2 separate regions of the Homo sapiens genome follow, and region 1 is linked to region 2. A link is a loop called in an ENCODE intact Hi-C map of the cell type or tissue named here. Cell type or tissue: K562. All regions are shown on one strand. Links, peaks and the distances in the headings refer to the core of each region. The heading gives the core; the rest is flanking DNA.

What was found. Peaks named below come from ENCODE experiments on the same cell type or tissue, not always from the same donor. Only the 100,000 strongest peaks of a DNase experiment are listed, where the experiment ranks them.
Region 1: it touches region 2 in a loop (7-fold over the local background); 55 of 110 quality-filtered maps call a loop at or near these places.

What each region holds. Positions count from the first base shown.
Region 1 is chr10:78,650,029-78,665,779 of GRCh38, forward strand. LOC105378379 (a long non-coding RNA gene) reads right to left here. Exons shown (of 5, transcript XR_946100.2): 2 at 15,747-15,751; 3 at 9,920-10,004. Among named protein-coding and RNA genes, the nearest start is that of LINC00595, 390 kb to the left of the region's middle. In K562, for the core only: a CTCF peak has its summit at 7,727 (motif pointing left); a DNase peak (open chromatin) is centred at 7,713; H3K27me3 peaks cover 1,081 bases.
Region 2 is chr10:78,041,745-78,057,495 of GRCh38, forward strand. It overlaps a transcript of RPS24 not described here. Among named protein-coding and RNA genes, the nearest start is that of RPS24, 16 kb to the left of the region's middle. RefSeq lists enhancers at 887-996, 5,826-5,885. In K562, for the core only: a CTCF peak has its summit at 5,728 (motif pointing right); a DNase peak (open chromatin) is centred at 5,707.

The sequences.
Region 1 (15,751 bases), core at 4,753-9,752, 610 kb after region 2:
GGGAAAAAAAAGACCAAGAAAGAAGGGGGAAGGAAGATTAGTGGCAAAGAAATATCAAGGGAAGTCTCGACTCATAAAATAGAAATTAATGGATTACAGAGCAAGGACATTAAGAAAGATCTTTAAGAGGTTGCAGGAAATGGGGGAATTAGGGCAAAGCTGAGCTGTCATGTGGAACATTTTACATAACAAACTACTGGTTAAAGCTAATATAAGCTTTATATTATAAAGGGTAAGAGACAGCATGTGCCCAAGAGAGGAGAAATGAGAGACAGGATAATAGTCAGGATCCAAGCCCTGACTCAGAGGCAGCTCACTTGGCTGTGTACTCAATACTCCTAGAGGCCAGGCTATTGTCATCTGGAACTTGGGTCACTTACATGGGCTTGGAACAGAATCCACCAGTCCAGGATGATTTGGTGGATGGAGGGCAGATTTTTTTTTTACTGCAGCATCTTCAGAAGGCCTTTTCAGGTAGTATTTACCTTGGAAGTTGCTTCTTTCCCAAGGGGAAACATTAAAAAATCAGGAGCTACAAACATCTTATCTTCTGCTGTAATGTAGCTTGGAAGTGCAGCAGAGTGCCAGTGGAGAATGGAGAGGGGCTCAGCCAGAGAAATTGCTCCTCGCATATACACTCAGTGAACTGTGTCGCAAAGGGTAAGTCTTCTCAGTTCCAGCATCTGATGGTCATGACGCATGCTGACTGGTAGGAATGGGGATAGCCAGGGTTAGAGACAAGGAGTTGGTGGAGAATTTCCACCTAACATGTAAACTGTGTGATAACAGCTGAAGACGCCATCTGCAGTTGGAATAAAAACCCAGACATGGCCATTCCAACACAAGGCATTGGGGAACATGGGACAGCGAGGGGTACAGGGCATGAGAAGATGACACCAAACCAAAGATGGGAAGCAGACAATCTCATGGCTATCCCGAGGTCTTTTGTTTTTCTGTCTCTACAACTTTAACCCCGGAGCTGTCAATGCCTCTGTTTCCTCTGTGCAATTGAACACAAGGGAACACATACTCCATCTCACGCAGCATCCTCCATCATTCTCAACTATTTTAGTGGAGATTAAAACTGCAGCTAACTGGAAGGTAAAATAAGACTGTGGCTTAAATAAGAGAAAAGCTTGTGTATTTTTTATATAAAAGTCTGGGCAGGCAAATCAAGGGCCAATATTGGGTCCCATTGGGTCAGGGACCCAGGAACTTTCTAGATCTCTATCTCGCCATCTCTGCAGTGTGGCCCTTGCTCTCATAGTCCAAGGCATTTATGTTCCAGGAGAGAGAAAATGGTGAAGAAAGAGGTAAAGGGTGCACTCCAGGTCTCTCAAGGAAAGGACGTGGAAGTTATCACAGGACAGGCACTTCTGCTAACCTCCCACTGACCGGGACTTAGTCACATGGCCATGCAATGTGACTGGGAAGCACAGTCCTGATTCAGAGCAGCCACGCACCCTAATAAACATTCTAATCCAGTGGGAGAAGGGGAAATGGATCTTGGACAACTAGTAGTCTGACATGTTGACTAATCAGTCACAAAGTCCTAAATAAGGGAAAACACAAAGACATCATCATGTATTGACCTGCACGCTACTTGGCAATTGCCATGAAGTTTCTGGCACCCAGAGTGGGCACACCAAATAAATAATTCCCCATTAGAGGAGTCTGGGAGGGCAAAGCAGAAGCTAGGACTTGAAAGGGAGTTTATAGGACAGAGTTAAAAAGGAAAGGGGCAAAGCGAGGGTGGAATCATGCTCTGGGGGCTATGTTCTCCAGTGTAGCTGAGAAGCTGGGGAACCTGGGGGAATAATGAGGAGAAAAGCAGCAATTTGAGTGTGCACATTGGGAGAAAAGTCGAGAGAGAGAAAGAACAGAAATGGAGTATGGCACATGAGCCGAGTGATGGGTTGGGGTTTTTGTCTTTTGATGGTAGGGAAAGAACTTCACATTGAATAAGTTCTTCTTAAACACTTGCTCTATGCACGGTCTCATATTGGGACCATGAAATAAAGGAGGAGAAACAAGACAGAGTCCCTGCCCTCAGGGAACTTCCAGTCTCAGCATGTAAACTTGTATACCTTACAATGCTATATAGTACTTTTGAACCGACCTCTTCAAAAATTTCATCTTAGTTTATAAACATGGTAGCTGAAATATTTACCAAACAGATATTCAATAGATCAAGATCTGACATCAGACACTGGCTTTTAACTCATCCTCTGTCACCTACATGGTGACTTTTTAGCACCAAAAGTTCCATATCCTGGACAAACTGAGATGGTTGGTCACCCTTGCTATGTATAAGCTTCATGTTCTTGGGCAAGTTACTTGACCTCTTCCGATCTCAGTTTCTTCAACTGGAAAATGGGAATAATAATCATTTTGGCCTTTCATGATAGTCATGGACATTAAATGGGAATATGTTAATCGGGCTTAGCAGAGTGCCTAGCACAAGTGTTAATATTATCCTTTATGGTTACTCTTAATAGAACTGTTATGGAGCTGATGGAGTCACATATATTTTACCCACAATCTTCTGGATGAAAACTACATGCTGCACTGGAATAAGTGAACTTGAGTATTTATGATGGTTTTGTAACATATTTCTCAGGAATGGCAAGGAGCTACTGTTACTGGAAAATTTTCTTTTCAAATTCAATATACATCTCCAATTTCCCTTCTTTCATCTTCTCTGTATACTAATCATTTTTCCCATTGTCATGGGATCTGAAATAAGAATATCTTGTGAACATCCATGTAAAGTAATTGTCTGAAATGTTATAATAAATTTGCTTTTAAAAGGCAATTTCAAGTAGGTTATAGGAATGATAGGAAAATCTTTTTTAAACTTCCTGTTTTTATTCACTCCTTCTTTCAATGAGTATTTAATTGTGCTATTATTCGCTGTCAAGCAACATGCCAGGCGCTGGGTACACAAGAATAAAAAGCCCCAATCTCTGCTCTTAAGGAACTCCCCTGAAGAGATGGATCATATATTGCATATGAGCAATAAATACAGAGATGCAGGTGCTCACCAGGCTGATGAGAATCCCTCAATGTACTTGACAGAATCAGATAGAGTTTCTAAAAGAAGTATTGGATGAGCTAACTCCTGCATTCCAGGTGAACAGAGAAGGTGCATAATGGGAAAGGCACTGAAGTAAAAAGCCCCAGCGCCGTTCAGGTGACTATTGGGGTTCAGATGATGCAGAAGAGGGTGGTGGAGACTTTGTTGGCAAATTCATCCAACAAATATTTGCTGAGTACCTATTATATGAATGGTATCATTGAATATACAAGACACAGATGCTGTCCTTGGAAAGCTTAGGACTTAGAAGGGGAAATAAGATGCACACACAAACAACTAATGCAAGATACCTGTTATGGATTGAATGTTTATGCTTCCCTCAAATTCATATGTTGAAGCCCTAACCCCCAGTGTGGCTGTATTTGGAGACGGAGGCTCTAAGGAAGTAAATAAAATTAATTGAGGCCATAAAGTTGGGGCTCTGATCCCATAGGATTAGTGTCCTTGTAAGAAGAGGCACCAGAGAGTGCTCCCTACCCCACACCCCAAACTGAGCATGCACTGAGGAAAGTGAGAAGGTGACTCTCTGCAAGTCAGGAAGAGAGCCTCACCAGACACCGAACTGGCTGGAACCTTGTTCTTGGACTACCAGCTTCCAGATGTGAGAAAATTAACCCCCGTTGTTTAACTCATCCAGTCTGTGGTATTTTGTTATAGCAGCCTGAGCTGACTAATACCAATAGCCATGATGTGACACAGGGGGAAGGAACAAAGTAGCACTGAACTCAGAGGAGTGGAGATATCTGCTGCCTCAGGGAGCCAGAACCAACTTGCAGGTGTTTAGGTGAACTTGATAGTAGGAGAACATTCCAGCTATTGGAAGTGTCCTGGGCTAGCTGGTAGCATGAAAACTCACAGCTTTCACTTGTCTGGAGGATCTGGCATGTGTGATGCAGAAGCATGCAGGACACACTGAGGTCATGTTGTGAAGGGCTTTGAAAGTCAAGATGAAGACTCTGGGCTTCCTTGAGGAGGCATGAGGGCACATTGGTGGTTTTAAACAAGCAGAGTTTCATTTAGCACTATTCCTTGGGCTGAGTAACCTGGAGGTCCCTGGAAAGGCTCAACCCTAGAAGTGATTGCAGCAACGCAGGTGAGGATGCAGTGTAGGGCAACAGAGGTGGCATGTGGCAAGAGAGATCCAGGAGGTCAGATCAACTACATTTGGCAACTTTTGGATTTGGACCAGAGAAAGGTGGAAAATAAATGTTAATAATAAGAGAGTTGAAAACAAGGTAAGCTCATAAAATCAACTTGCTGACTTGTCAATTTGTAGATCACTTACTCCTAGAGTAGTCCACGTGAAACTTAGGCTGAATGGTCGGCACCAGGCAAAGACTTCACTTCCTTCTGTTATGCCTGGCTGTTGTCCAGTCTGGAACCTGAGTGATGAGGCTACTAAAAGTGAGCATGCAACCAGGAGTAGAATGAGCTCTAGGGCAAGGGTGATGTTTTCCTTCTTGATTATTTCAGCCTGAAGTGGGACCAAGCAGTTGAAAAGTACCACTGCCTCTCAGAGAGATGGAAGCCAAGAGAGTGGATCTGGAAGTCCAAGTGCTTAGAGGAACACTCTTGTGATGGAGACAGAAAAAGACAGCAGAAGATCTGGGAACAGCCTGCATTTAGAATGTTAGAGAAGGAAGGAGAAACATAAGAGGAGACTAAAGTCTTTAGAATAATTGGGCTACAAACCAGGATAATGTTCAGGGACCATTGGAGGAAGGACCCAATGGAGGAGGGAATTTCAGGAAAGAATCATGGTCAGTTGTGCCAATGACTGCAAATTATAGGAAATGAGGAAAGGAAAAATATTACATTTATGATGAGACTCAGCAGCCCCATTCCTGGAGAAGAGAATAAACAGCTCTCTGTACTGGACAGCTGAATTCTCCCCTTGCTGAGGAAGAGGTTCGAACAGACAAGCCCCCAGGGCCCCTTGGCTGAGCCCACACACTTTGGTCTCTCATACTCTGATGGGACTTTTTTCTTACCTGGATTGCAATGAAAGGTGTGCACAGGAGGTACAGTGAGCAAATCCGTACTCAGAGAAAATGCTAGAGTTGTCGCAGCCCATTTCAAAGACCTTGAGTGTTCACTGCATTGCCTCCCAAACTTTAACATGCATAGGGAGAATCCAGTTTATGATTTAGGGGATCTGGGGCAAGGTCTGAGAATCCTCATGCCTCGCAAGCTTCCAGCAGCTGCTGCTATACCTGCTCACTCAACTGCACTTGAAATCACAAAAGTCTAGAGCACAGCAACTAACTGGTGGTCCTGGCACCACTTGCTTCATCCAAATGTGTTTCTTTGACCAGCATAATCTTCTAAAAAATTAGATTTACTTGAAAACATCTAAAAATGTGCAGATTTCACGTTTTAATAATTCCAAATTCTGTCTTCTCTTGAAACCCTCAGGAGATGTGGCCATCCTGCCCTTACATGCTGGAACACAGCAAGTGCTGGAGCTGACCTGTGGCTGCCCATTTTAGACAGTTTCAATGCCCTCCAGCCTGCCCAAGTCCTCATGCCCAGGCCCACTGCACACCCCCATTGACACTGTCTCCTGGCCCATGCAACCCCAGAGTTTTCCACTTCTCATCTAGAGCCAGCCCCTCACTCAACAGAGGAGAAATGAACCCTAGAGAGGGCATGGGATGAGCGGGTGCTGCCACTGTTAAAAGCAGCACTGTGTTTCTGCACCCCAGGGTTTGTGCTCAGTAACTGTTTACTGAATGACCAAATACCCTTTTCCATTATTGTGCTAGGGTCAACAGCTGATGCTGGTGTCCACCCACGGTGCCCCCCTACCCTGGCCACAGCACACCCCCCTTTATCGATCTCCTTGATTAATAAACAGTCCATGTCAGAGAACAGGAGCCTAAATCACACATCTCTTTGTGCCTTTCTCCAGATTTCTTCTTTTGTTTCTTGGGGAGAGGCTGAGGCAAGTCAACTCACAAAAATGTGCTTCCACTGAATGGGATCCTGGAGTTTATCTAATAGGCAGGTTGGGAAAAATGAAAACGCTAATTACTTCAGGGAAAGATGGAAAATGAGTCAGCTGATTGGGCCACCAGGCAGCCAGTAGGAGCTGATTTTTTTTTTTTTTAAAGAGGATAATGACTTATTCTAGGGGATTTCAGTTGTGCACACACAACAAAAATAATTCCAAGTGTCTGCTAGCAAAATCCCACGCTGCCGAACATCGCGTTTGAAAATTAATGTGACAAGCTGGAGGCCTATTTGCCCCAAGATCAGAAGACAATGAAAGCTTCCTCCCCAGGAAGTTTCTCAGGGTAGAACCAGAAATCCGGAACTGGAGAACCCAGAGGGCAACGCCCCACCGGAGCCAGTGGACGGGAATCAGCTGGGACGCCATGCTGCCCTCCTTTGTCTGGGTGATCAGGCCCAGCCTCCCGAGTTACTGATGATCCATATGGAAGCTGGTGGGGCTGCACATTAATTGCCTTGTTCAACCCATCATTAAAATGATACGTCTCGCCTTCGGGAGCTGTGCTGGCTGGCGGCGAGTTGGGCACACCTCCTGGGTAGAGAGGTCTCCCAACAGGGCCCTACACACGCTTCTTTCTGAAGAGTTGCACGGTGATTTGGGGTTCATGCTGGTGCCATTGGACTCTAGGAACCAAGGACCCCAGGGCCCTTGCTCCCACTCTCCTTTCTAGCGGGCAATGGAATTAATGAACCCCGGGCAGCCCTGGATGCAGGGCACACTCGGTCCTTTACAGCTCTTTGTCTGCAGCCAGGCTCTTGTCTTTCAGAGCTGGCTGCCGCCCCGTCTCTGGAGCTGATGCAGCAGCCAGATAATGAACAGTATATCAGCGGAGGCGGCGGAGGGGGGCGACGGGGAGAGAGGCGAGCGCCCGAGCGAGTTGGACTGACTTATTATTCCTTCACTCTCAAACAAAACAAAATCATTGGCCTGCCAGGGTCATTAAGGACCCCGGGGTTGTCATAGAAACGACCTTTGGGGCCTGGTGGTTGTTAATGCATGAGTGACTGCCTGCATTGTGTGTGTGGGGAGAGGTCAGAGTTTTGTTGGTGGCTTAAGAAAGAAAGAAAGAGAGTGAGGAAGAAAGAGAGCCAGCACAAAGCCCAGGATTGGGCGGCTGACATTCAGAAGGAAGGTTGTCCGCCGTGGCATTGATTAGCTGTCTGGGATGGTGAAAGTCCTGTGCCCGGCACATAGTAGGTGCTCAGTAAATGTCTGCAAAGGTGAATGGACACGTTTCTCTGGTTAAAAATGCCCTCCTATGCCCACTCTGAATTCCACCTCCCCGTAACCCGGAAGCCACTCTGCCAATGCTCTCCCTGAGAGTGCTTAGACAGGTAATGCTCCATCATTGTTCCAGCCGAGAGTAACAAACTCACAAGTTTCAGGAGGCACTTCTATGCCTTCAACTTGGACAGGACAATTTTCATGGTTCCCAGGGACCCAGGAGGAACTCGTTGGGGTGGGTGGGCAGGGGCTTTTACAGAGGAGAAATATAGGACAACAGGGCCTCCTCTGTCAGCCTTGGATTTACAGATGCGCCTTCAACCCACTTTCTAACCAGGGCACTCTGTCCCCTGCCAGGAGACACTGAGCACCACCCGTGAGACGGAGCTCCCCCTACTGGCTGGTGTTCAGAGAGCTCAATCTCCAGGGGTTGACTCTCTCCAGCTTGTCGGGTTTCAGAACCAGCCCTGCTACTAACTCTCTGTGTGTCCTCTTGCAAGTCCTCCTTCCTCAGTTTCCTCACCTGGAACATTAGACATGGTCCAGATGACATCTACAGCCCATCCCAAGCCTTCTGTTCTGATGCCTCTGGGTGGGGGTGGGGGGTGGGGGGGGTGTCTTTTCTGAATTTAGGATTTTACTTTCCAGGTTGGAAGAAAACATTCTAGCCACCTTTTGGGGGTGATTATAGAACCATTTGATCTCTGAGATGTCTAAACCTGGTTGCCTTCTCTGGTGTCACCATAGAAGTGAGGAGGCCCGGGCCTTTCAAGATCCTCTAACACTGTACTGCTTATGTTAACTGTAACACCATGTCCCCTGATAGCCTCTTGAAGTCTCCTTGTCACATTTGGAGGCCAATCCCAGGACCTGCCCACTGGAGACACACTCACTTAGCATTTACTACTAGAGTAGCTTCTTCTTAAAAATAGTTTCAGGAATCTGTCTGAAACCTTACCTGGCAGATTCTCAGATCTTTGCTCAAGCAAACCAGACTATCACTCACAGAATCCCTTCTTCAGCTCATGGACCCCAGAACACAATGGCTGCAAAACCCAGGTCTCTGATGTGGGCCCAGAACGAACAAACACCTCATCTCAGTGAATCGCAAATGCCTGCATTGCACATCTGTGCTCTTTTGCAAGGACTTTGCTGGGATTCGTGATGAGCACACCTATTACAGAATCTGGAGTGAGAGTGCCCAGTACAGCGGGGGTGGGGGGGTCCCTTGTGGGCAAAGGACCATCACATTCATCTACAGCACTGAGCCTGGTTCCTGCCCTGGAGTAGCAATAAGATATTGGAGTGAATGTTTGGTTCCAGTCTTTCATTTAATTCTTATAAAAAGGCAAGCAGCTACATCCCCCACAGAGCAGATGAGGTATCAGACAGGAGGAAGTGTGACTTGTCCAAGGTCACAGGAGGAGCAACTTTAGAAGCCGGACCCACAAGCTCCAGTCTGTTATGGCTCCGCCCACAGTGCTGCCGAAGCTGTCACCTGCGTGAGTACCAGAGAGTAAGAAGCGAAGAATCTTGTTATTTATGCTCATGTTGCATAAAATGTTATGCTCAGATAGAGTCAGTTTACCTTTGTTTTTGTTTTTAAAATCTGCACAACTGATTTGCATAACTGTCAGGGCCATGGCCTGGCACCTGTTCCCCTGTGTGTACAACAGAAAGGAGACTTTTGCCTACAGTCGAGCATGTTTTACTTCCTTTCTCATTAGTTGCAGAAAGAGAGAGGACTGTGCCCAGCTTGGACTCCAGTTCAAATCCCACTAAAACATGCTGAATCCTCTGTTTGGCATAAAACACGCTGAATCCTCTGTTTGGCATAAAACACCCAACTCAGATTGTTGACATATATTCTCTTTTCAACAAACTGCATCTTCTCAAATAAGTGAGAAGACAAAAATCCATCGAGTTTCCTGGTTTCCAGAGGTAAGAGAATTCAAGAGCAAACACTTCAGCATGCTGGAGCTTAAGTTTCCAAGAAAAGAAATGAGGAGTTGCTGATTTGGAGAAAAGGCCCCAGGCTAGACATGACTAGCTTACCTGGGGTTGCAATTGCTTCTAGCTCATGTGGTAACCTTTCACAAGTCACTTCCCCTTGTAGAGTCTATTTCTACTTTTCTAAAACATAAGGGAGCCCAAACTTTGAAATGTTGTAATTCTGAAGCTTAGGTTCCTATAAAGGATGATAAACTCCAGAGTATTTGTATTTAATGAAGTTTAACACCAGGTTATAAAATAGAGCTTCCTGGGAGAATGAGCCATCATCTAAACCAGCAGAATTGAACAGAGTGTTTTACTTTGCATTAATATGTTCCCTTAGGGACAAGGACAAAACCCAACATTGTAAAAAATGTCTTGAATATTTGCATATTGCATATAGAATATTTGCATGCAGTATTTATGTAAAGCATGATGCTTATTTTTCAGGGTGGGAAGGGGGAAATCTAGTAACTTGCTCAGTATCAGGTGCTTTTCATACAGCATTGAATCTTCAGCAACCCAAAGATGCATGGTATTCATTGAACCTCTAGAGAAACTGAAGGCCAGAGTAGGGACTTACCCATAGTTACCTGGTAAAATGCAGGGATATCCTTATTCCTTTACAGCACTTTTCTCTCCTACAACTTAACAACATTCACAGTGTAAGAGATATGCCTGGAATAATGTAAAAGAAATGAATTTAGCTCAGTGGGTTTTTATTCATATTCCTCTCTAGGTGGAAGTTTAGACAAGGTGGCCTCTAAGATCCATTTCACCTTTTTCTTTTTTTTTTTCTTTTTTTGAGATGGAGTCTCGTTCTGTCACCCAGGCTGGAATGCAGTGGCACGATCTTGGCTCACTGCAACCTCCGCCTCCCGGGTTCAAGCGATTATCCTGCCTCAGCCTCCCTGAGTAGCTGGGATTGCAGGTGTGTACCTCCATGCCCAGCCAATTTTTGTATTTTTAGTGGAGATGGGGTTTCAGCCTGTTGGCCAGGCTGGTCTCGAACTCCTGACCTCGTGATCCACCTGCCTCAGCCTCCCAAAGTGCTGGGATTACAGGCGTGAGCCACCATGCCTGGCCCAATCCATTTGACTTTTAAACCCTAACTTTCAGTTACTCATTTAAACAGTATTTACCAAGATGAATTCTGAAACATAACACACCCAAGAAATATTCCAGGGAAAGCATGTTTTGTGGTCAAATATGTTTGGAAAATATTGCAAGTTGTATCCTCAATTAGAGACTTACAGTGCACATTACAAAATATCAAAGGCTCTGATAAGGCCTACAACAAAAGCTTGCATAACTGTTTGATCCATTTGCCAAAATTATTGCATTCTGAACCCACATAACACTTATGAACATTTAATGAAATGACTTTGCTATTTAACACACTTGGAAAGCATTAGAATAATTGTAAAGTTTATGAATCTGCATCTCCCTCGTGTCTTGCCTTCTATCCTCTCTGCGAGCAGAGAAACAGTGGCCCTCAGGAAGGGTCATGGGCAGGGAGAGAGGATGAGGGGAGAGAGTCCATTTAAGGTTAACCAGGGCTCGTGTCCAGCTTCTGCTTGGAAGACCGACTCACCCGCTGCTCTTAAAATGCTGGGAGAGTCCACTCATGAAAAGCAAGAACCTGGATCAACTCTGATTTCCTCCATGAGAAATAGTCATTGCTCCAGCAGTCTCGGAAACTTTGATACGATAAATATTTTGATGCTTTCTGTATATTTATATAAGCCCATTTATTGATGAAAACAAAATGTGTCACATTTCTGTTTTGATCAGCCCTTTTAAGGAATTTCCCCACTCCTTTCCATTCTAAGCTGGAAACACCCAAATCTATACACAATAGAGTCTCACTGGACATGTCATTTATGGAAGTTGTTCCCTTGACTTGACTTAGTTAATTCCAGTGCATCCTTTATATCACAGCTTATATGTCACTTCCTCCTGGACTGGTTCCCTGCCTGCAGACTAGATTTAGTCTGCTTTTTCTGCTTCTAGGACAGCCTGGGATAGTCTGTGAGAGCAGTCATTAGGGCTGATAATTATATAGCCCTAAGAGTTTCTTTATAAATGTCTGATTCTCTCACTAGACTGTCAATCTCATGAGGACAAGGGCCATGCCTATTTGTTCATACTGCTTCCCAAATACTTAGCATGGACTGGCTAAATAGGCACTAACTAAATATTTGTTGGATGAGTGAATGAATGAACAAATTTCCATGTGAAGAAACAGGCTTCATCTGCCTGGACCCTACATCAATCTTTTGTACTCCTGTGCTACCAACTGTGATTTTGCTCTTCTATTTAAACTCTATTTCACCCGTCAAGTTTGATACATGATCTTATGTCTCTCAATGCCTGGCCTTGCCTCCCTCTCTTGCCACCTCTTTGGATACATCACTCACAAGCCGCTAGGCAACGCCCACCCATCATAACCCTTCTTCTACCCCACTGGGCTGACCCCAATCAGATTTCCTGCCCATAGGAAGACCACCAGAGGGGTTTGTGATTTGTTACCTACAAATAAAATCATTGACCTTCCAATATCAAAGCTACCTTAAAGGTCACTTGTTCAATTTCACCTTTTGTCTGATGAAGAGAGCGGGAATCAGACAAGATAGGTGAATTGTCCTTGGACAGAGAGCAGGAGGAAAAAGGAGTCCCTGGGATCCATTCCATGTCAGCATTCATTTCAAAACGGTGTCTGCTTGTTCATTTTTTAAAGTAAAAATTTAAATTGGTACATGCATGACATTCAAGAAGCATAAAAGGATTCTAAAATGCTATACAAAGAGTGCTCATTACACTGTATGTTTATACTGTCACTTACTCCCATTTTACTGATGAGGAAACTGAGCCTTATAATTACTAAATAGTGCCTCTAGGACTTGAACTCAAGCCTGCCTCTTCAGAGTCCTTTACTTTACTGAACCCTAAACACATGTAATTGGTTCAAGCTAAAGTGGCCTTCTATAAGCTCTAGACCCTGAGCTACTTAGAAACAAGATCACAGCCTGGCGCGGTGGCTCACGTCTGTAATCCCAGCACTTTGGGAGGCCAAGGCAAGTGGATCACCTGAGGTCAGGAGTTCAAGACCAGCCTAGCCAACTTCGTGAAGCCTTGTCTCTACTAAATATACAAAATTTAGCCAGGCATGGTGGCAGGTGCTGTAATCCCAGCTGCTCAGGAGGGTGAGGCAGGAGAATCACTTAAACCCAGGAGGCAGAGGTTGCAGTGAGCCGAGATTGTGCCACTGTACTTCAGCCTGGGTGACAGGAGTGAAGCTCCATCAAAGAAATAAAGAAACAAACAAACAAACAAACAAACAAACAAGACCACATACACCTTATTTATCTTTGGCAACACCAGTTCCTAGTTCAATATATTGTCACATAATAGGTCCTAAATAAACATTTAAAGGATGAATAAATTAATGAGGAAATTCACAATAATTAAAAGTTTGAAGCAACAGTTAGCATAGCATGATTTTCATGAACGATGGGCAGGGCAAAGAAGACAAGGCTATACATTTATCTCAAAAACTCATAGTGGCTAGAGAGAAACATTTGCCTCCTTAAGCTGAATGAACTTGTAGAGAATAATTTTTTTTGCTGCAAATGCTTAGGATATAAAAATCTGTATATATCTTGTTGAAACAGCCTAGATATGAGCATAATTGCAGTGATGTGTTACTCTCCAAATTAGAAACTAGAAATGGTGGTGGAAGGAAGGTAGGAATCATGGAGGGACACATGTCCTCTTCTTACCATTAAAGTTGATATAACCATTAAACTCTATATAATCATTACACACACGTGTATGTATGGTGTGTATGTACAGTATTAACCAACTGCTTTGAGAAAATTGTATGAAAGGTTAGACTGTTGAGAATCTGCATGCATGAATTTGAATATATGGGAGGAAGTGTGATTTTAATGCTTTTGGATATATATCTTAACCCTGCCTTGGAGGTTTTCAAGAAGTAGTTTCAATAAATGTAATTTGCCTTGTAATTAACACATTGAATGCTTCTAAAGTGCCCTCTTTGTCTTTTTTTTAATAGTTTTAAGCCATCCTTTGTCTTGACATTTGTCACTTGCTGAAATAATCCCTCTTTTCCATTTATACCACAAAGGTGAACCTCACCCAAGCCCCAGCATGGTGAAACTCAGAAATTCCAGGAGGAGAGGGTATTTAAAGTGAAGTCATGTGATATGTAGAATTGTGGCCCCTGCCCCACAGGACTTTGAAGACTATAAATGTTAAAGTATGATATACGTCAGTTAGCACCTTGTTTGGCATGCAGTCCTTGCTCAAAACCCAGCAACTATGTATTGAAGCTGAGTGGGGTGGGGGGTGAACCAGGCTGAAAGTGGGGAAGACAAGGCAGAAGAATGGGCTGTAGACCAGATAATGTTCATTTTCCCCAGGGCTCCTAGGATTGTTTTGGTAATTACTCCAGCTTCTTCAACAGCTTGTGATTTGTCCAGTGCCAGGGAACCTGAATTTGCATTGCACAATGCATAATTCATACGGCATGGAGAGCAATTATGAGCTAATTGAGGGTTGTAATGTTTAAAGACAGGACTCATTATCAGGAACATAAGGGATGTTGGGAGGGGAGAAGCTCTGGAGTCCATGGAGGCTCGTTCCCTCTAATTCCGCTTTCCTTAAGATGACTGTAATTGTCTCTTGAAGGGCACTGAAGTTCTCTCCTAGAAGAGGTTCTGGAAGCTGGGCAGCGGTAGCTGCTCCTCCTACTAGAAGAGGGCTGAAAGTGGGCTAGGATGGGCTCCTCCTTCTAGTGCTTTTGTTTGCCTAGTCGTCCACCTTGCCATGTTGACACAGTTATCTGGATTAATATGATTAGAGGGATGTGATGTTCCCATAACTACAATTTCCACTTCCTGGGGGTAGGGACAGTCTGGGAAATATAATTTGGTGCAGAACTTATGGAATTTCCAATAGAAAATCATCTCTTCCAGAAATTATAGGACAGTCCATTTAAATAGAAACTTCATTGGAAAATCCAGGAGCTGGGCTATGAAATTATAAGGAACCCTGGGCTGGTAGCAATAAGCTTTGAATCTACTAATGACTAGGTTAACCTCTCACTGAAAGGCTCTTGGAACATTACCACCCCTCTCTGGCCCTCAGTTTCTCCATCTGTACAATGAGGAAATTGAGTGAGACGGCCTTCTAAGGTCCTCCCAACTCTGATATGTTGTTTCTGTGCATCACACCTCATCCTTCTGACTCAAGGTTTTAAAGTATCTTGACAGGTCAGCCTTTTTTCTTTGGAAACCAGCTGTGTGCTCTTTAAAACTCAGAAGACATAGTGTGATTGTTACATGCAACAGAAACATTTTTAAGTTGGTTGTATAAGAATATAGCCAAATAAATCACTTTTCCATTGGCTTTCATTACAAAATCAGATATGGTGCATATCTCAAAATACTGAATCAAAGATATTTTAAGTGTTTGTATCAGCATTTACTCTCTCTGGTGTGTGGGAAGTTGTGATAAGTTGAGTCATGGTGTGCTGTTTATGTTTTGCCACCTTTTCAGAACTCCACAGACCTTAGCATATCTCTCATTTAAGGATTGTTTCAGCATAGACTTTTTGGCGTTTACTTTTTATTCTCAACCAAATATTTTGATATCATATGAAGTACTCCCCTTTACAAGCTAGCTGTAATTACCACGACTACTTGAGCTGGGCTGCAATATCATACCTCACCAGTAGAGGCCACTTTCTGATACATGATACACATAGCCTGAAGTCCAAACAATCATGGGCTAATACTAAGGGTAGAAGAGGTCTTTAAGATCATTTTGTCCCAATAAGCCTTATAAATAGTTCCATGCCTTATCACATCTGAAAATTACACATTTTGTAAAACTAACGTGCTTAAACTGAAGAGTGCCTGTCATTGACTCTCATGTAGCTTGCACAGTGTCTCTTCATTTAAACAGGGCACCTGGCCAGTTTGCATGCCTTTTGAATAATGAGGACATTTGGCATATTCAAGGTGGAGATTGTGTTATTCTCTGCCTGTGGTGCTAATGCAGCTATTTATACTAGGAGCCAAAGCAGATCTTTCACCGGAAAGTTGGGCTGTCATGTCTGTTTAAGCATTCAAACCAGCTCCACAGCTTATTTGAGAAGACTTTCAAATGGGTTTTCGTCCAGGGTAATTGATCACCTGCAGGCTAAGGATTTCTTTCTTTTCTTTCCTTTTTTTCTTCAAATAGCTTTTCCAACAATTTAAGAAACTCTTCCTTAAACCTCAAGAAAGACAGAAAGACAACCTTAAGAAAGTGAGTGTCTACTTACAAGGTCTAGTTTTGGGAGCTTCAGGGTCAACAGTCAGGATACACCAGACAAAGGAAACTCTTATTTACCTTGG
Region 2 (15,751 bases), core at 3,671-8,670:
CAGGACGTGGAGCTGGGGGTGGTTGCTAAGTTGATGCAGGGAGAGTGGAAGGAAGCAATTGAGAACTGAAGGGTAGGAAATAGTTTCTGATGTGAAGAAAAAGGGCATAGCTGCAGAGAGCCTGAATGATTGAAGGTTGGCATCAAAGTCACGAAGTGGGGAGGCTTTTCTGTTCAGCTGTGCTCAGGGCAGAAGTTGTAGTCTTTCAGCCAGTAGCCTTGGGAAGGGAGGTGGGATGAAACTCAGGCTTGGCCTATTTTTCCAGAGGATCCACTTGGGTTGTGATATTATAGAAAATGTGGCAGTCTTGCTGTGAGCCTTGTTAGGCATAACATTTGGAAACTTGGCAAATTTTACGTAAAGGTCTGGATTTCCAGCCTCTTGAAATACCAGAAGCAGCAGTAGTAGCCCACCTTCCTGTTTGATAACAATTGGCAGGGCTCCAGGCTGGCTGCATCTGTTGGGACAGGTATTCTCTGGTCTCCACAGCCTTTGCTCCTACGGCCAGCTAACACCCTCCTCTACCTGCCCTCTGGTCTTCTGTCCCTGCTGCCTGCTTCTCTTCCATCTAGTCCATCCAAGTGTTTTTTGGGGAAGTCACCTGGTACCTTGTTAGGGTTAATTTGTCTTTTAAATTGGGCTCCCAAGGGTATCTGCTAGCTACCCTGGCTCACAAGGCTATTTTGAGGCTGAGGATGTAACAACTGTGAAAACAGTTTGGAAACTAGTGCTAAGCAATTGTTTGTCAGGAAGCAGGGACTTGTGGGAACTCAAACTGTGGACAGATTCAGCACATTGTAGGCCCTCACAGTAACCAGGCTACCCTGTGCTGTCAGCAGGCTTTGGAAGAGCCTCCATAAAATGCAAACTTGACTTTACTAAGCTGAATCAATATTGAGGGAGCACATCCCTTCCTTCAGCTTGTCACTGATGGGAAGCTGTGGCTTAGAGAGAGCAGGGATCTTTGAAGAGTGATGAGAAACTCAGCTAGAGGTGGTTCTGGGAAGGTACCTGCAGTGAATATTTGGGGTGCTGCTTTTTAGCTTTTCCTAGCACCACAACCATGAGTTCTGTTTGTAGCTGGATGTGCCTATGTAATCAGGCAGCTTTCAACTCTGCACTCTTCCTTTCTTCCCTGGCAAGTTGCTTATTTTAGGCTGCCCTTAAAGACAGCATCTTACATGGTGCTCTCATGGAGCCGAAACAGGTGCTGTCCTAAACTCTGAACAACGATCTCCATTAATCTGCGCGCGCACACACATACACACATATTTTTTTTGAGATGGAGTCTCACTGTCACCCAGGCTGGAGTGCAGTGGCAGAATCTTGGCTCACTGCAAGCTCTGCCTCACGGGTTCACGCCATTCTCCTGCCTCAGCCTCCCAAGTAGCTGGGACTACAGGTGCCCGCCACCATGCCCGGGTAATTTTTTGTATTTTTAGTAGAGATGGGGTTTCACCATGTTAGCCAGGATGGTCTCGATCTCCTGACCTTGTGATCCGCCTGCCTTGGCCTCCCAAAGTGCTGGGATTACAGGTGTGAGCCACCGTGCCCGGCCTAATCTGCATGTTAACTCCAAGAAGCATGTCTTCCTGGACCCACGCTGGAAAGGGTGTAGAGCAGTTAAGCATCTTACCAGTGTCTCACCCATGAAGTGGTGGGGATGGGATTGGAATGCAGTCATCTGACTCCAAAACACTGCATTTTTTCAGGCACTCCAGTATTAAGCTACTTTGCACTGTGCATATAATGGTATATAAAACTCATGACTGCCAGCAGGGTGCCAGTTGCCATGGGTTTATTGAACAAGTGTTAGATGGCTAGCCAAATTCCCAATTTACTGACCACCTGCTGTGTCCCTGTTCTGCAAGTTGGGGATAAAGAAGCTGTTCTGTCTTGAAAGCTCTGAGGTAGTTAATGACGATCCCATGATCTGGCTTCTGTTCCTTTCTGTGAAGTAGCAGATAGTGTATGACTGTGACGTGATAGAAATTGAGAGCCAAGAAGATCAGTGCAGGGAGGCTGGGTCTTGGAAGGCTTCCAGGAGACATACAGCAGTCCCCACCTATCTAGTTTCAGTTGCTGTCGGTCAACTGCAGTCTGGAAAATTATCATGGCTAAATGGTCTGGGATCACCCAAAAGTGATGATCCTCTTGAAGTGTCATCAGAAGGTCAATAGTAGCCTAACACGTCACCATGCCTACGTCATTTACCTCCCTCTCCCTTCCACATAGGCATTTTATCTCCCATCAAGAATGTGAATACATGTACGTATTCAGAGGAAAAGAGTTCATGCAGCCTACTACAGTATAATTATTAATATCTTACTCCCTAAATTATGAACTTTAATTATGTATATATAGCAACAAACTTGGTGTAGATAGGGTTTGCGGTTTCAGGCATCCACTGGGGGTCTAAGAACGTTTGCCCCATGGATAAGGGAGGATTACTGTAACACCAGCAGTGGCAAGAGACATGATCTGATTTGGATGCACAGGAGAAAGTTCTCATTTGAGGCCATGAAAAATAGGAAAGAAAGCAGGGAGATGGGAGCAGGCAGTGTGGGACAAGGTGAGACCAGTCATTCTGCAAGGGGAAGAGAGGATGACACTGGGGAGGTGGGAGCAGAGTGGGTAGGTAGGCATTCTCTTGAATCAACAAGATGGAAGGCCCTACATGACTGATGCCTTTGAGCAGAGTTTTGCACAATGCATTTCTGGTGGGAGATACTCCATTTCAAAAATAGTCTTCAGGTTGGCTGCTAGAGCACAGAAGTATGACACCTGACTCATTTGTGCTGGCAGAGAGGCTCTCCTGGGTTTTAGAGCTTTGTGAACACACCTCCATACATTAATCCAACTGTCCTTCCCCATCCACTCACCCTTGAACTTCCCGCATGCCAGATGTTGAGGGGAGGCAGAAATGAGACCTGCCTCCCAGTGCCCACAGTCTGGATGAGAGGGTACAGGTGAGGTCCTGGTAAGAAACGAAGCTGGAGAGGTCAGCGGAGAATAAATCAGGGAGGATCTTGTATGCCAAGCTAAGGATTTCACTTGTTCAGTGTTTTGGTTAAAGAAAATAAAACGTTGGAGAATTAGATGTTCTGCAGTGGATTGTGTGTTCTTTTCACATGCCGAGTTCCTCCACACAGGAAATACTTTGGCAACGCTCTGGCTGCTCATCATGCATATTGGAGAGGGAATTTATGTAGAAGGTTATGGGTCGATGAGATGGCATCCAAGTATTTATCGTATTTTTTTGAGATGGAGTTTCACTCTTGTTGCCCCGGCTGGAGTGCAATGGCACGACCTCAGCTCACTGCAACCTCCGCCTCCTGGGTTCAAGCAATTCTCTGCCTCAGCTTCCCGAGTAGCTGGGATTACAGGCATGTGCCACCATACCTGGCTAATTTTGTATTTTGTAGTAGAGACGGAGTTTTTCCATGTTGGTCAGGCTGGTCTTGAACTCCTGACCTCAGGTGATCTGCCCACCCCGCCTCCCAAAGTGCTGGGATTACCGTCGTGAGGCACCGCGCCTGGCCCCAAGTATTAATAACTCGGAAAAAGGGACCAGATCAGGAATCAGGAGTCACAGTTCCTGATCTCCACTCAGCTTACAATCAGCTGGGGCCATGGATGGGCAAAAGACTTCCCTTTTCTGGGCTTCTATTTCCCTCCCTGTGTCTGTCTGCTATCCGGGCTAGATGAGTAATTCCGAAACCTGGCAGGTGGGGGCTTTCTTTTTTTCTTTTTGTGAGATGGAGTGTTGCTTTGTCACCCAGGCTGGGGTGCAGTGGCACTGTTTTGGCTCACTGCAACCTCTGCCTCCTGAGTTCAAGCGATTCTCCTGCCTCAGTCTTCTGAGTAGCTGGAACTACAGGCGCCTGCCACCATGCTTGGGTAATTTTTTGTATTTTTAGTAGAGATGGGGTTTCACCATGTTGGCCAGGCTGGGGGCTTGTTAAAAATACAAATGCTGGCTGGGTGTGGTGGCTTATACCTGTAATCCCGGCACTTTGGGAGGCTGAGGCGGGTGGATCACTTGACGTCAGGAGTTCGAGACCAGCCTGGCCAACATGGTGAAACATCTCTACTAAAAATACAAAAATTAGCTGGGCGTGGTGGTGCGTGCCTGTAATCTCAATTACTCAGGAGGTGGAGGCACGAGAATTGCTTGAACCCAGGAGGCGGAGGTTGCAGTGAGCCGAGACCATGCCACTGCACTCCAGCCTGGGTGACAGAGCGAGGCTCTGTCTCAAAAACAACAAATGCCCAGCCTCTTGCCCCAGTTTTCAGAGTTAGTAGATCTGGGTAGCGCCCAAGCACCTGATGTTTTAATAGCTTCCCAGGTGAGGCTGCTTCAGGAAACTGGACTGAAGCTTCCCAGGTGAGCTCAGGCTTGGGAAGCTGGACTGAAGTTTCTCTAAGATCCGTTCTGCCTCTGAGAATTCTGTCTCTAATGGGAATACTGTCTCTGCCCTCAAGAAGCTGGCAGATGAACAGTAATACTATTGCTAATTAATGACCACAGAATAGCTAACATTTATTGTTTACCATGTGCCAGGTACTGAGCTAAGTCTTGCACAAATTATCTCATTTACCTTTTTTTTTTTTTTTTTTTGAGAATGAGTCTCGCTCTGTCACCCAGGCTGGAGCTCTGGATTGCACCAGTGGCGCAATCTCAGCTCACTGCAACCTCCACCTTCTGGGTTCAAGTGATTCTCCTGCCTCAGCCTCCATAGTAGCTGGGATTACAGGTGTGTACCACCACACCTGGCTAATTTTTGTATAGTAGAGACAGGGTTTCTCCATGTTGGCCAGGCTGGTCTTGAACTCCAGACCTCAGGTGACCCACCTGCCTCAGCCTCCCAAAGTGCTGGGATTACAGGCATGATCCACTGCACCTGGCCTCATTTACCTGCACTCGGAGGGAAGTACTATTACCCCCATTTTATAGATGAGGAAATTGAGGCTCAAAGAGGTTAAGGAACTTGGTTAAAGTTACACAACTATGGCATCCTATGATAAGCCTGGGGGCATTTGTGGAACATCTTGCCAAGGAGCTAGAAATGGTCCTGAGCCTTAAATGGGTGGAGGTGATTAGCTGAGGCAGCGATTCTCCAGGTGTGGTCCTGGACAGCAGCAGCAGTGTCACCAGGGAACTTGCTAGAAATTCAATTTCTTGGGCTCCACCCTAGAATTACTGAATCAGAAGCTGTGGGTGGGGCCAGGTAACCTGTTTTTTTTTTTGAGTTGCCCAGGCTGGAGTGCAGTGGCGTGATCTTGCTTCACTGCAACCTCCGCCTCCTGGGTGCGATTCTCCACCTCAGCTTCCTGAGTAGCTGGGACTACTGGTGCCTGCCACCACGCCTGGCTAATTTTTTTTTTTTTTGTACTTTTTAGTAGAGATGGGATTTCACCATGTTGGTCTGGCTGGTCTTGAACTCCTGACGTCAGGTGATCCGCTGGCCTCGGCCTCCAAAAGTGCTGGGATTATAGGTGTGAGCCACCGCGTCCAGCCAGAACCTGTGTTTTGATAAGCTCTCCAGGTGATTCAGATGCATGCTAAAGTTTGAGAACCACTGAGCTTAGGGAAGGGGAGGATATTCCAGAGGGGGACAGCTGTGGAGACCCGGTAGGACAGTGCTGTAGACTGCCCCATCCCTGCCTTTTCACTTGGTGAAATAAAGACGTGTGATGCACTATGCAGACTCCCACAAGGGGGCACTGTGGGCACAGACGTGGAAGCGGTCTGCTTTGTTGTCAAGACCGCTACCCTTGTGGAAGCATGAAAAAAGCTTGATGCCAGATCAACTGGAGAGGTCACTCTTTCTTCTCAGAGAAGGTCTAATGGGGGTGGTAATCTTGTTTATAGGATTCGGCCCTCGTAGGGAAGCTGAACCTGGAGGGCTTTCTGCTGTTCATATGTGCATGGTGATGTCTACCCATCCGTGCTGCGAGGTCTCTGCAGATCCTGTGCAAACAGCATTCCCCCTTTTGTAGCTGCCCAGCCAGGCAGCTTGCGGTTTCTATTGGGGGAGGTGGGGGCCGAAGGCTGGGAACCCCAGCAGCCCGATTCTGCTTCAGCCTTCTGCCTACAGTGCTATGCCTCTGTCCTATTCTTTGACAAGCATGGGTCCGGGGCCACAGTGCTGGGTCCAAGACCTGTTTTCAAGCCTTAGCTCTGCCCCACCACACTTTAAGATCTCTGGCAAGACCCCTTTCTCCTCTGGGTCTCAGTTTCCTACACTGTAGGATGAGAGAGTGGTGCTGAGAAAGTGGCTGTCAACATCTCTTTCCACTATAAAATTCTGCCCTGGGAGTTGAGGAAGAGACTGCCTTGTGCTTTTCAAGGACCTCGGATTGCAGGGGATCTGTAAACCCTGCTACATGACATCCATCTCCAGTAGCCACTTAAGGAAGCATTTCCAGGGATATGGTGCAAGTCAGTAAGGTGGAATCTCTCAAACAAGATTTTTTAAAAAGTCCATATCTTCAGACATCCAGAATTTGCTTTTATAGGTTTCTATTCTGCACTGTTTGGAAGAAGGAAAATTTATACCATGTTCTCTTTTCTGCTGCAGTGTGTATTTCTTCCAAAAATACATTGCCTCGGAGGGTCTTTGGCATTCACCTCGTTAATCCAGGGATTGGCATCCTATACTCTCGGTGACTGCTCACCCAGCTGAGCCACTGCTCTGCCTGGGCAGGAAATCTCCAGAACTGCCTTTTCAGAGCGCTATAGATGTGCTCATCCCTGGGTTATAAGGGGATTCAAAAGAGTGGTCCAGCCCTCTGCTGGCTCCCACCGTCGATGATGATATTCAGAGAGTCTGGTTAGAAATTGCCCAACCCAGCCGCGTGCGGTGGCTCACGCCTGTAATCACGTTGGGAGGCCAAGATGGGCAGATCACAAGGTCAGGAGTTCGAGACCAGCTTGGTCAATATGGTGAAACCCCGTCTCTACTAAAAACACAAAAATTAGCCGGGCATGGGGGCATGCACCTGTGGTCCCAGCTGCTCAGGAGGCTGAGGCAGAAGAATCGCTTGAACCTGGGAGAGGGAGGTTGCAGTGAGCCGCGATTGCACCACTGCACTCCAGCCTGGGCGACAGAGCGAGAGTCCATCTCAAAAAAAAAAAAAAAAAAAAAATTGCCCAACCCATAGGCAAACATTGTTAACTGCAGCTGTCCTTGGTGGAGGAAACAAGTTAAACATGATGTCTCTTTCCATCAGGCCTCCTTGGAGCGGGGAAGGAGAGCTCTTCAGTTCCTTTGGCACCTTCACGCAGCATGCAAGACGGGCTGCTTTTTCTTCTGTTTATGGATGAGGCACAGAGGGTAGATGACTTGCCCCAAGTCCTTCAGCTCATTCATGCTGGGGAAAGGAGTAAGCTTCAGGCGTCTTCCCCTGGAGTTCACGCCACCTCTGACAGCAAGTGAGCCGTTTGCTACTCAAGTGCTGTTTCTTGCTTTTTTAAGGTAACAAAACACTGCATGCTGTCTGGGGTACCTTTTCCCTGCTGTTCAGTTCATTGCCCTGTGTCGTCTCACAGAGCGTGTCACTGGTACAGAAATGTTCCCTGGGAAGCTAGAGTTGAAACATCGCCCACTGGTGCTCCTGAGCTGGCTTTGTCATGGGTTTAGAGGGTATGTTAGGGAGGAGGCCTTCTGCTGCAAGTCTCTGAGAAGTCAGCTTACACTGCCTTGAACAGTGAGGTTGCTTATTAGCTCCTGTAAGAACCCCCTGGATGCCCAGGAGCCTTCAGGGTTGGTGGACACTGCAGTTTAACAGCGTCTTCGAGGGCCTAGACGTTTTCTCTCTCCACTTTGCTGCCAATGCTGGTGCCATTCTGAGGGATAGTTGCCCATCACAGTGGGGCTGGGACTGGGTGAGGCAATGAAGCGCTTAGCATGTGAAATCCAAGGAGGTCTTCACCCACAGTGGTGCTAGTGCAAGGTCAGCATCTCCTTGACCCTAAGAGCACCTTGCCCTAGTACTGGGGCCTGTGGGAGGCCACCCACTCTCCACAAAGGCCAGACCAGAAGTCACCTGTGTTTTTTCTGCTCCTCTTCCATCGGCTGGGACTTAGTCTCCTGCAACACCTAATAACTGTGAGGTGGGCTGGGAAATATAGGCTTGTTCCAGCTCAGGCAGATGTGGGAGCACAGTTTTGGGGGACAATGACCAGTCTTTGCCACAGCAGGAAGAAAATGGTTGCTTCATAGGGATCCTTTCAGCAGAAACCTCCCAGCAAAAGGGGGAAGTTTACTGGGAAGCTGTGGGTGATCTAACAAAGCCAAAAGGTAGGCGGTGCTGGCAGCCTCCCTGGATTTGGGTCTGGAAAATCATTTCAGAACAAATCAGCTCTTCCTTCTCCCCTCCTTCCTCCTTCCCCCTCTTTGAGTCTATGCCTCTCTCTCTCTCTCTACAGGCTGGCTTTTCTTTGTTCCCCTTTCTGCCCCATGGCTGCCACAACCAGGATTTTATTGCTCCCCATTCCAAACTTCCGGCCAGATTAGTTAGACCTGCATCCTCCTTGCCACTTCCCAGGGACAAGATGCTGACTGGTCTGTCAGCTCATGGAGCCCACTCCCACTTACCTGGGGCTGAGGAGCACCTGCTGGGAAGGTTTGAGGGCAGGAGGGCTGCTGATGTATCCAATGCAGCCACCACTCCCACCGCTGAGACATCTGTCTTTCTTTCCTTCTTGTCACTCCCAGACCTCAGCAAGTGGCCGCTTTAAAAAGAGAATAAGAGCTTTATTGAGGTTTAATTCACAGACCATATATTCACCCTTGTAAAGTGTGCAATTCAATGGGTTTCAATGTATTTGCAGAGTGGTGCAACCACCACCACCACCTAATTTTTAAACATTTTGATTTTTATTTGGTCTCACTCTGTCACCCAGCCTGGAGTGCAGTGATGTGATCATAGCTCGTTGCATCCTCGAACTCCTAGGCTAAAGTAATTCTTCCACTTCAGCCTCCCACATAACTAGGACTACAGGTGCACAGCACCAGGCCCAGCTACTTTTTTTTTCTTTTTTTTTAGTTTTTGTAGAGACAGAGTCTCTACATTATGTTGCGCCTCCTGGCCTCAAGCTATCCTCCCACCACACCTATTCATTTTTGATCATTTTTATTATGCCAAAAAGAAACCCTTAGCCCGGCAGGTGTCTCATGCTTATAATCCCTGCACTTTGGGAGGCTGAGGCGAGCAGATCACCTGAGGTCAGGCGTTCGAGACCAGCATGGCCAACCTGGCAAAACCCTGTCTCTACTAAAAATAAAAAATTAGACGGGCATGGTGGTGAGCACCTGTAATCCCAGCTACTTGGGAGGCTAAGGCAGGAGAATCCCTTGAACCTGGAAGGCAGAGGTTGCAGCGAGCTGAGATTGCGCCACTGCACTCCAGCCTGGGCAACAGAGTGGGTGAGACTCTGTCTCAAACAACAACAAAAAGAAACCCTGTAGACATTAGCAGTCTCTCCCTATTTCCCTCAACCTCTGCCCCAGCCCCTGGCAACCACAAATCTGTTTTCTGTTTTTATAAATTTGTCTATTCTGGAAACTTCATATAAATGAAATCATATAGTGTATATAGGTTTTTATGACCGGATTCTTTCACTCAGCCTAATGTTTCCGTGCTATGTCCACACCGTAGCATGTATCAGTAATTTATTCCTTTTAATTACCAAGTAACATTCCCTTGTGTGGATTTACCACGTCAACATCAGTTGATGGATATTTGTGTTGTTTCTGCTTTTTGGCTATTCTGAATAATTTTGCAGCTATGAAAATTCATGTGCAAGTTTTTGTGTGGATGTTTTCACTTCTCTTGGGTATATACCTCGGGGTGGAATTGCTGGGCCTTATGGTGACTCTCTGGTTAACTGTTTTCCACAGAGGCAGCACCATTTTATGTTCCCACCAGCAATGTACGAAGGTTCTAATTTCTCCACATCCTTCCTGACACTTGTTATTATCTGTACTTGATTTTAGCCATGCAAGTAGGTATGAAGTGGTATCTCATTATGGTTTTGATTTGCATTTCATAATAACTAATGGTGTTGAGCATCATTTCATCTGCTTATTGGCTGTTTATATGTCTTCTTTAGAAAAATGCCTGTTTGAATCCTTTGCTTATTTTCAAATGGGGTGATTTGTCTTTTTATTGTGTTGTGTTAGTTTATATATCCTGGATGCAAATCTCTTATCAGATATATGGTTTGCAAATATTTTCTCCTATTCTGTGGATTGTCCATTTTTAAAATTTATTTATTTATTTATTTATTTTGAGACAGGGCCTTGCCCTGTCGCCCAGGCTGGAGTACAGTGGCTTGATCTCGGCTCACTGCAACCTCTGCCTCCCAGGTTCAAGCAATTCTCGTGTCTCAGCCTCCTGAGTAGCTGGGATTATAGGCATGCACCACCATGCCTGGCTAATTTTTGTATTTTTAGTAGAGACGGGGTTTCACCATGTTGGCCAGGCTGGTCTCGGACTCCTGGCCTCAAGTGATCCACCTGCCTAGGCCTCCCAAAGTGCTGGGATTACAGGTGACCGCCACCACCCCCGGCTTAGTTCTTGGTTTTTCTGTCCTTGGAAACTGCTGTCAGGGTTCCCGAGAGACTTTGAATGTAACAATAATACCTTCCTTTTATTGAGTGCCTACTATTCACTGTGTTGGGCACATTGTATATATTACCTTTTGTCCTGGAAATAGTTTTACAAGGTGGGGATTATTGTCCCCATTTCATAGTGTGATGAGGATGCTAAAAAAAAGCAAATGTTGCCTCTAGCTGCCGCCATGGGAGGTAGGCACCTGGAGCGAAGGCACGGCAGGTTCTGCTCTGCCCTATCTCCCTTTGGACCCCTTCTAGGGGTTATGTTGGATTTGGAAGCCACGAGGAGGAGTCTACTCAGACAAGAGCATCCTGATGGGGGCTGCCTTGAGATGATGGGGTGTAAGCCCTGTTTAGCTGGAAATGAGGAGAGAGAGACGTACCCTTGGTCAAGGGCTATCATGTGAAAGAAGGGTAACATTTGTCCTGGAGTGTGGAGTGTGAAGCATATGGGGAAATGGTTTGGGCTGGATAGCAGGCAGTTTTTAAAACTTGGAGCAAGCCGGGCGCAGTGGCTCATGCCTATAATCCCAGCACTTTGGGAGGCCGAAGTGGGTGGATCACCTGAGGTCAGGAGTTCGAGACTGTCCTTACCAATATGGTGAAATCCCACCTCTACTAAAATACAGAAGATTAGCCAGATGTGGTGGAGGGCGCCTTGTAATCCCAGCTGCTTGGGAGCCTGAGGCAGGAGAATCGCTTGAACCTGGGAGGTGGAGGTTACAGTGAGCTGAGATTGTGCCATTGCGCTTCAGGCTGGGCAACAAGAGTGAAATTCCGTCTCAAAAAAACAAACAAAAACAACAACAACAACAACAAAAAAAAAAAAAGAAAAGAAAAAAACCTCGGAGCTAATGGAAGGGGCCTGCCCCCTGGGAAGCAGCAAGCTTCCTGTTGCTGGTGGTACACAAGCAGAGCCTGGCTGCTTTCTAGGTGAGGTGGTTGTAGAAGCTCTTTGGGTTCAGAGTCCTGGGGGGGTTTTAGGGTTTCCTTGAATGCCCAGAGCCTGTATGTCATAGCTTCTGATTTCACAGGGACTTCCTGTCCACGCAGCTGGGATCTCTCCCAGCCCAGATTCATCATGTCTCACCCATCCTGAGGGCTAAATTTGGAATTTAATAACAACACTTTGGATTTATGTGGCCCGTTTCCTTGGAGGCATTACATCTGTTATCCCATTAATTCTCCTAATATCTTTGGGTGGAAGGTGAGGGAAGGTGAGGGAGCCTGAGAGGGGAGAAGGAACCTCTTTGGCTTCTTCAGCTCCTGAAGGGGAGAGGAAATGGCAGAGCAGGAGCGGGCCGGGGATGGGGGAACGTCTGCACCACAGCCCCTCTGGCTTTCCCCTCTCATAAAAAGCAGGTTGCTCACCGGATGAAGGGGTGTCTCCCAGCAGGAAGCTCCTGTGTTGGGCACAGTATATTGGTGCATAAGTCTCCAGGTGGACTCTTTGAGGGCTGGAAGTGGGTAGACATCAAGGTGGGCAAGATGAAGCCTGAGCCCTAAGCTTGGGAGGAGACCAACATGTCTACCACGAACCAATTTGCAGAGCTGGATGGTCTGGAGGAAGCAGTATGGCTTCCTGGGGAAGGGGGATTTGAGCTGAGTTTGGAAAGAGTCCTGGAGCACCCTGGAGTCCAGTTTCCTACCTCCTAGTCACGTGGTGTGGGTGAAGGCCATACCTTGGTGAGCTTTCCCAGGGTATGGGGGTGCCTAGGGTGCTCCTCAAGATCCTAAGGCTTGGCCTGGAGTGCTGTTGGGCGAATGGCCAGAGAGTCTGGGCAGGCAGAGGAGGGCTGGGGACTAGTGCAGGGAAGGAGCCGCTGGCACTGGCCATGAAGAAGGAGTGGGAAGGGAAGGGAAGGGTGGCCCAGGTGGAGGGCTCTGTGGGGCAGAGGCAGATTGGTGTGGGGGTTCTTGTCTACTCCAGACTATGCTGTTTTCATTCCTGCCTCTGTTCTGAGGCTTGAACTCCTGCAGGTACCTGGCTTTTACAGCCCTCCCAAGTGCCCTTCCTTCAAGCTTTGGCTCTGACTGCTGCTGATCTTCCCTGGTACCAAGTGAGGGAGGTGCAGAATCCCAGGCCACAGGCGCAGAACAGGGCGGCTGGAAGGCACCTGGACAATCCTCTGAGACTATTCTCTCCTTCCCGCTTTTGCAGATGAGGGAATTGGGGCTTGGAGTGCAAGCATTGGGAAGAATTTCCCAGGAAGAGAGATGCACAGATGTGAAGAACTCGAAGGCAAGAGAAAGCCGGGGGGTTGTGTGGCAGGTAGAAGTGCCAGGACCGTGGAGCGTGTGGACATGTGGCAGATTGCGGAGGGGCTGTGGCAAGTATTTACAGGTGGCCGTTACCTGGAGGAAGACTGAAAACAGAGAACAGTGCTGCCAGGCGTGCCTTTTGGAGAGGGCACTGGTCAGAAACGGAGCCTTCATGTCGCCTGCCTCACCTGCTCCTGCTGGTTCTCCCCACCCTGTGGACGGTGACTTGGTCCTCCACTTGCCAGAAGCCTTGTCAGCAACCTTGACTCTGTCACCCCACATCCAGGCCATCAACAAGTCTTTTGGCCCTTTCTTTGAAATCCACCAGGAATCCAGCTGCTTCTCCCCACCTTCCTGCCTCTCTGGTCTGGGCCACTAATGTCACTGCCATGGCCGCCTTGCTGCATTTCTGAGGATGCTTCATCTCTCCACCTTCTTCTCCACTCAGCAGCCAGCAGGGCACTGTGGAAATCGGAGTCACATGAGCTGGCACCTCTGTTCAGAACCCTCCAGGGCTCCACATCTCTCTCACCCAAATGCCAAAGACCTCCCCACGCCCCCACAATCCCCCACGACCTGGCCACTGGCCTCCCACCACCTTCCAGCTCCAGCGGCTCCTACCACATTTAAGGCTTTCCTTCCTAGTTTTAATTTTTCCTCGTCAGCAGTTGATTTTATTATTTTCTTGTTTATTGGTATTTTCCCACTAGAAATGAAGCTGCGTGAAGTTAGAGATTTTTTTTTTTGGTCTGTGTTCCTAATTAGCTCATTGCTATACCCCTGGCGCCCAGAACAATGCCTTGGACACAGTACGCAGTAGACTAAATAAATACTTGTTGAATGACTGACTGACGGAATGACGGCTGTGTGGGGAGTGGATTGGGTCGTGAGGCAGAGGCTGCGGTGGAAACTCAGGCAGGAGGTGATGGTGGTTCTTGGGGCTGCGGAATGCCAAGTTTAGAAGCTCTTCCTCTGCTGTGGCACATGAACCGGTCACTCGAGAAGGCTTTTAGATTTACTTTGCCTAATCCCCTCTTAGTGCATGTGGGGAAACTGAGGTACACAAAAGGAATTCCCCACCAAGTTAGGGGCAGAACCTAGCCCCCTTGTCTCCCAGATGGATATCTTCTTTTTTTTTTGAGACGGAGTCTTGCTCTGTTGCCCAGGCTGGAGTGCAGTGGTACCATCTTGGCTCACTGCAACCTCTGCTTCCCAGGTTCAAGCGATTCTCCTGCCTCAGCCTCCTGAGTGTCTGCGATTACAGGTGCACACAACCACGCCTGGCTAATTTTTGTATTTTTAGTAGAGACGGGGTTTCACCGTGTTGGTCAGGGTGACCTCAAACTCCTGACCTCATGATCCACCCAGCTCAGCCTCCCAACGTGCTGGGATTACAGGCATGAGCCACCGTGCCTGGCTGGACATCTTGTTATTAAAGCTTCTTCTCTCTTTGTAGGGGAGGGGGAGATGCCTCTGGTGGAGAAGACCAGTGTGGCAGTGACTGTGTCTGTTAGTGAACCTGGTGGCTGGTTGAGGGTCTGTCGTGGTGACTGAGGACACATACAAAGTGCTTTTCTCAGTGGTCACCTTGGTGTTGGTGAATAAGGGTCAGAAGATGGCTCCTGTCCTAGGGCACTGCCAGTCGGTTTGGAAGCTGAAATGCCTGCTTAGCAGTTTGAGGAAACACAGACCTTGGAGGATCTTCTGGTTGCCTCTTCAAGAATTCATTCTATTCCCCTTCTGCTCCCCAAATTTGCTTTTCTTGGGGTGGGTCTTGGTTGGCCTAAGCCAAGAAAGTATGGCATCTACTCCTTCCATAGCAATAGCTCAGGAATAGGCAGTGACCCAGACCTGAACCAATCAGTGCATGGAATTACCCCTGGCCAAAGTGGTTGATTGAGGCTGGGTGCAAGCAGAGTTGTGAGAAGGCTCCCATTTGGTGGTTGGAGAGATCGCACTTGCTCCAGAGGTCATAATGTGCAGATCTGAGGCTTGGAACTGCTGCAGACATTTTGCTACCACAAGTGAAGCCACCCTGACGACACAGTTGACAATTTGGAGCAGGGCAGAGCTGAGAGAACAGCAGGGAAACAGCCAGAGTCTTGCTCAAGCCTCCCTGAAGTATCTATACCCCTGGACTCTAGTTATGGGGGCTAATAAATGTTATATACTGTTTAAGGTAGTTTGAGTTGGTTTATCTGTCATTCGTTATTGAAAAAACATTTTTTTTTCGGCTGGGTGTGGTGACACACACCTGTAGTCCCAGCTGCTTGGGAGGCTGAGGCAGGAGGACCGCTTGAGCCCAGGAGGCAGAGGTTGCAGTGAGCTGAGATAGTGCCACTGCACTCACTCTGGCAACAGAGCAAGACTGTCTCAAAAAGAAAAGAAAAAAAAATTTCCATTTTCATCAAAAATTGTATTAAAGATTTTCTATGTGGTGGGTTCTATAATATATTCTTATAGGGAATAAGACCTATATTATCCTTCCCCTCCGAGAGCAATGAAAAAAACACAAATACTGAGGTGGGCAGATCACTTGAGCTCAGGAGTTCGAGACCAGCCTGGGCAACATAGTGAGGCCTGTCTCTATTAAAAAACAAAAAGAAAAGAAACACAAATATCACACATAATTATAGACAAACACATAGCCAAGTTGAGGAAGAACAGAAACAAAACCAAAACAGTTTTTCTGGGCTGATCACTGATCAGATAGAGATCATTTACTTGCCTGGCCTTTGCTCTAAAGATCTGGTTTCATGTTGGTTTTCTCCATGTTACTCATGAACCCCAGGAATTCTGGAAAATTCTTACCTTTCTAAGATCAAGAGTAGGTGTAGCAGTAGGAGCACTTTGAGTGTCAGGGT